Regions from separate parts of the Homo sapiens genome. Here region 1 is linked to region 2. A link is a contact called in ENCODE Hi-C or POLR2A ChIA-PET data. All regions are on one chromosome and are shown on one strand. The core of a region is the stretch at or near the end of the contact, and the rest is flanking DNA. Distances in the headings are between cores, read along the strand shown.

Region 1 (2,700 bases), core at 175-2,674, 3.6 Mb after region 2:
GAGGTGGGAGGATTCCTTGAGCCCAGGGTTGACGCTGCAGAGAGCTGTGATCACGCCACTGCAGTCCAGCCTGAGTGACAGCTGGAAATAATGATAAATAAATAATAAATAATTATTTAAAAAATTATAATAAAAATAATTAAAAAATTATTTTCCCTGATTAATCTTTTTTTTTGTCCTTCTGAGAGTTCAATTTGTCCCTTTTCTGCCTGGTCTCCTAGGTTTCCCTAAAATCCTGCTGAGAGGTTAGCACTGCCTGCCAAAGTCAGTTTGCAAAATCCCAGAGAAATCCAGCTTATTCCTGGGGGAACCGCCAAGACTGCCCAGCCCTGTGTGGGGTTCAGGCAAGTTTCTCACATGTGCCTTTTTGGCAAGAGGCCTCTGGCAACCCCATGAGTCCCCAAAGAGACTCAATTCTAAAAGTTGGTCTCCACCAGCTCTCTGTGGCTTAGGGGTTCAAGTTCAACTGTGAAAGCCCTGTTTTGTTTTGATTTTGCTTTGAGGGAGAGGAAACCGCCCTTCTGTTTGTTCAACTCCTTCTCCTAAGGGGAGAAATCAATATTTACGTCCAGACTCCAGGTATCCGTACAATTGATTTTTCAGATGTTTATACTCAGCCAAAGGCGGGATCCCACAAAACAAAAAATATTTTTTTGGCTGTACTTTTGTGAAGATTTTATTTAAATTCCTGATTGATCAGTGTCTATTAGGTGATTTGGAATAACAATGTAAAAACAATATACAACGAAAGGAAGCTAAAAATCTATACACAATTCCTAGAAAGGAAAAGGCAAATATAGAAAGTGGCGGAAGTTCCCAACATTTTTAGTGTTTTCCTTTTGAGGCAGAGAGGACAATGGCATTAGGCTATTGGAGGATCTTGAAAGGCTGTTGTTATCCTTCTGTGGACAACAACAGCAAAATGTTAACAGTTAAACATCGAGAAATTTCAGGAGGATCTTTCAGAAGATGCGTTTCCAATTTTGAGGGGGCGTCAGCTCTTCACCGGAGACCCAAATACAACAAATCAAGTCGCCTGCCCTGGCGACACTTTCGAAGGACTGGAGTGGGAATCAGAGCTTCACGGGTTAAAAAGCCGATGTCACATCGGCCGTTCGAAACTCCTCCTCTTGCAGTGAGGTGAAGACATTTGAAAATCACCCCACTGCAAACTCCTCCCCCTGCTAGAAACCTCACATTGAAATGCTGTAAATGACGTGGGCCCCGAGTGCAATCGCGGGAAGCCAGGGTTTCCAGCTAGGACACAGCAGGTCGTGATCCGGGTCGGGACACTGCCTGGCAGAGGCTGCGAGCATGGGGCCCTGGGGCTGGAAATTGCGCTGGACCGTCGCCTTGCTCCTCGCCGCGGCGGGGACTGCAGGTAAGGCTTGCTCCAGGCGCCAGAATAGGTTGAGAGGGAGCCCCCGGGGGGCCCTTGGGAATTTATTTTTTTGGGTACAAATAATCACTCCATCCCTGGGAGACTTGTGGGGTAATGGCACGGGGTCCTTCCCAAACGGCTGGAGGGGGCGCTGGAGGGGGGCGCTGAGGGGAGCGCGAGGGTCGGGAGGAGTCTGAGGGATTTAAGGGAAACGGGGCACCGCTGTCCCCCAAGTCTCCACAGGGTGAGGGACCGCATCTTCTTTGAGACGGAGTCTAGCTCTGTCGCCCAGGATGGAGTGCAGTGGCACGATCTCAGCTCACTGCAACCTCCGCCTCCCGGGTTTAAGCGAGTCTCCTCTCTCAGCCTCCCGAATAGCTGGGATTACAGGCGCCCAACCACCACGCCCGCCTAATTTTTGTATTTTTAGTAGAGACGGGTTTTCACCATTTTGGCCAGGCTGGTCTCGAACCCCGACCTCAGGTGATCTGCCCAAAAGTGCTGGGATTACAGGCGTCAGCCACCGCGCCCGGCCGGGACCCTCTCTTCTAACTCGGAGCTGGGTGTGGGGACCTCCAGTCCTAAAACAAGGGATCACTCCCACCCCCGCCTTAAGTCCTTCTGGGGGCGAGGGCGACTGGAGACCCGGATGTCCAGCCTGGAGGTCACCGCGGGCTCAGGGGTCCCGATCCGCTTTGCGCGACCCCAGGGCGCCACTGCCATCCTGAGTTGGGTGCAGTCCCGGGATTCCGCCGCGTGCTCCGGGACGGGGGCCACCCCCTCCCGCCCCTGCCCCCGCCCCTTTGGCCCGCCCCCCGAATTCCATTGGGTGTAGTCCAACAGGCCACCCTCGAGCCACTCCCCTTGTCCAATGTGAGGCGGTGGAGGCGGAGGCGGGCGTCGGGAGGACGGGGCTTGTGTACGAGCGGGGCGGGGCTGGCGCGGAAGTCTGAGCCTCACCTTGTCCGGGGCGAGGCGGATGCAGGGGAGGCCTGGCGTTCCTCCGCGGTTCCTGTCACAAAGGCGACGACAAGTCCCGGGTCCCCGGAGCCGCCTCCGCGACATACACGAGTCGCCCTCCGTTATCCTGGGCCCTCCTGGCGAAGTCCCCGGTTTCCGCTGTGCTCTGTGGCGACACCTCCGTCCCCACCTTGTCCTGGGGGGCGCCCTCGCCCCACCAGCCCCGATCAAGTTCACAGAGGGGCCCCCGGCCACCCTCAAGGCCTCGGTTCCTTACGAGGTTGAAACGTTGCCTCAGAATCTCCCCGCCCCTCCTTGGTCTGCAGCCGAGATCTTCAGCCACGGTGGGGCAGCTATCC
Region 2 (2,711 bases), core at 50-2,549:
AGAGGACCGGCCACCCAGGAATTTTCCAAGTAACGACTCGGAGTCTCCGGGATTCCTATCTCCCGGCCCCCGAATTTCCATTAATATTCTAGCGATGTCAGAAACATCCTCAGCTTCCCAGAAAAATCCCAGTAATATTCCAGCATCTCTCAGTATCTTCCAAGGAGCCCGGACGCCCTCCCCAGGCCCGCTCTCATAAGCACCCCAGGAATGTGCCCACCCACCTCCTGGTTTTCCCAGCAGTAGTATTGTAATCCTCAGAATCTCAGTAACTTTCCAGTGACCCCGCATCCCCACCCACTAATCCCAGCGTCTCTGGTTACGCCTCCCAGCAATGGCGCCACCATCGGTCCCGGAGTCCCAGTGATGCTCTGTGCCATAGAGCCCCCATAACTTCACTACTACGTGATAGTAAATCCCCGGCAAAAACCAGCAGCGCCTTGCAAGCCCACGCCACCCCAAGCATCCCAGGACTCTTCTGAAACGTGGGTATCAGACGCCTTCCGCGGATGCCCCGGCAGTACTCCCGTGCCTCCCAGCTCCTGGGTCTTCCCCGGGGCAGGCTTGCGTCGGGAGCCGAGTATCTAGGTGCCCACTCCCGGACCCCACGGTTTGCGGGCCCGTTTTCCTGGGGTGGGGCATTCAGTCTTCGACGGAGTAGGGGGTGCGGCCTGGGGGGTGGGGTGGTCAGGCTTGATCAACCCTGCAGAGGGCAGTGACCCGGGAGGAAGTCACCAGGTGCAGAGGACCGTGCCCTGTGGGGACCTGCCTGCAGGCTGCTGACAGTGGGTACCAGGTCGGCCTTTGGCCCCGGGGTGGGGTTGGACAGGCGGGCGTCTGGTAGGCCCTACGCGTAGGCGAAGGGAGCAGGAAGCCGGGGACCCGCCTCATCTCCTGGCCAGGGCCGAGAGGTCGGTTTGCTCCATCCCTTAGTCCCGCAGCGCCCCTCTAGCCTCGCCCCTGGCAGCTGGAGACGCTTCCCCCGCCACCCCAGAGGGCAGGGCTTGAGCTGGGGGCAGGGCTTGAGGCAGGGGAGAGGTGGGCCCAGATTGACGACTTGCACGGGTTCCTTCGACTCCTTGATTTCCCAGGACTCCGGGCTACCAGATCGGCCGTCCAGCTGGAATCAACCGATGGAGGCTCCGCTGCAAACTGGAATGGTAAGGGGTGGGGCGGAGACCGGGTAGGTGCCGGCGTGGGGCGCCAAGAGGACTACAACTCCCGGCGTGCTCAGCGCGCATTACGTGGTCTGGCGATAACGCGCTGCGTCCGCTCGGGCGGAACTACGTTTCCCGGCATGCACTGCGGGCCGCCGGGCCTCAGGGAAGAGTCGCGCCCCCGGGGAGGGAGCAGCACTGGCCCATTCTGCAGATGGGGACATCGAGTCACGGGCTGGCTACGAACTCCTCGGGGGCGAAGGTGGCGGAGAGGGATGGGTTCCAGGACGTCCTGGCGCCCGGGGAAGGCTCGGCGGGACGGATTTGCGGTGCGCAGCCAGTGCCGTTCGTCCCTCAGGTGCTTGGCGTGATGATCGGGGCCGGAGTGGCGGTGGTGGTCACGGCCGTGCTCATCCTCCTGGTGGTGCGGAGGCTGCGAGTGCCAAGTGAGCACCCGAGGGGCCCCTCTTGGGAGGCTGTATGGTGGGGGGCCCAAATGCCCGGGTCCCGAGGCGGCAGAGATGGGGATTTGCTGGCGTCTGTTCGCGGTACCCCAGCTCTGGCAGGGTGGAGTCTGCACAGAGCTCGGAGTGCCCCTGTCCCCACCTATCCCCAGAAACCCCAGCCCCGGATGGCCCCCGGTATCGGTTCCGGAAGAGGGACAAAGTGCTCTTCTATGGCCGGAAGATTATGCGGAAGGTGAGTCCGGGACCCCTGGGGTCCGCCCTGACCACACAGAGGCCGCGCCCCTTCCCTATTTACACTTCTTAGTGTCCGCCACCGCTCCTTCCTTGATGGAGACCCCCTGGATCCGTCTGCCTCTTCTCCAAGGTCTGAATTAGCAATTCACCCATCTCCGCCTTCATTCTCCCAGGTGTCACAATCCACCTCCTCCCTCGTGGATACCTCTGTCTCCGCCACCTCCCGGCCACGCATGAGGAAGAAACTGAAGATGCTCAACATTGCCAAGAAGTAAGGCTGTGCTGGGTGTGACCTGGTATTAGGGGTTATCTCAGGGGCCTTTTGAGTAATCAGCTTACACCAAAGTGTTGTGGAAGTCTTCCCATATTGGCTGCGCGCTGTGGCTCATGCCTGTAATTCCCAGCACTTTGGGAGGCTAAGGCGGGCAGATCACCTGAGATCAGGAGTTTGAGGCCAGCCTGGCCAACATGGCAAACCTCATCTGTACTAAAAATACAAAAATTAGCTGGGCGTGGTGGCATGGGCCTGTAATCCCAGCTACTCAGAAGGGTGAGACAGGAGAATCACTTGAATCTGGGAGGTGGAGGTTGCAGTGAGCTGAGATCATGCCACTGCACTCCAGCCTGGGCAATAGAGTGAGACTCTGTCTCAAAAAAAAAAAAAAAAAAAAAAAAAAGAAGAAGAAGAAGAAGAAAGTCTTCCTGTTTCAGAGAGACATCTCTGGACTCTCCTCTCAGAGCTCTTCCACACCAGACATGCTGTCTCTAGGGTATCTCTTCCCTGAGGGCTACCTCAGTGACCTTCTCCTTCCACTGGAGTATCTGAGCTATTTGTTCCCAAGTCAATATCTCA

The links. A loop is a pair of places that touch in the nucleus more often than their neighbours do. ChIA-PET counts read pairs that join two places held with the same protein, here RNA polymerase II (POLR2A). Pooled maps may share reads with other maps.
Region 1: a pooled map shows a loop between it and region 2 (7-fold over the local background). The contact joins the promoter of LDLR-AS1 here to the promoter of PNPLA6 in region 2. A Hi-C loop is called at or near these places in 1 of 50 pooled maps. POLR2A ChIA-PET finds 5 or more read pairs at or near these places in 2 of 52 experiments (activated CD8-positive, alpha-beta memory T cell and activated T-cell).

What each region holds. Positions count from the first base shown.
Region 1 is chr19:11,088,235-11,090,934 of GRCh38, forward strand. It overlaps LDLR-AS1 (LDLR antisense RNA 1), which reads right to left and starts at 1,425. Exons shown (of 1, transcript NR_163945.1): 1 at 834-1,425. It overlaps LDLR (low density lipoprotein receptor), which reads left to right and starts at 1,229. Exons shown (of 18, transcript NM_000527.5): 1 at 1,229-1,381. The coding sequence starts at 1,315. RefSeq lists enhancers at 1,483-2,078, 2,079-2,672, 2,390-2,569 and a silencer at 2,060-2,319.
Region 2 is chr19:7,534,418-7,537,128 of GRCh38, forward strand. It overlaps PNPLA6 (patatin like domain 6, lysophospholipase), which reads left to right and starts at 1,300. Exons shown (of 32, transcript NM_001166114.2): 1 at 1,300-1,603; 2 at 1,774-1,856; 3 at 2,032-2,129. The coding sequence starts at 1,372. RefSeq lists an enhancer at 1,135-1,374.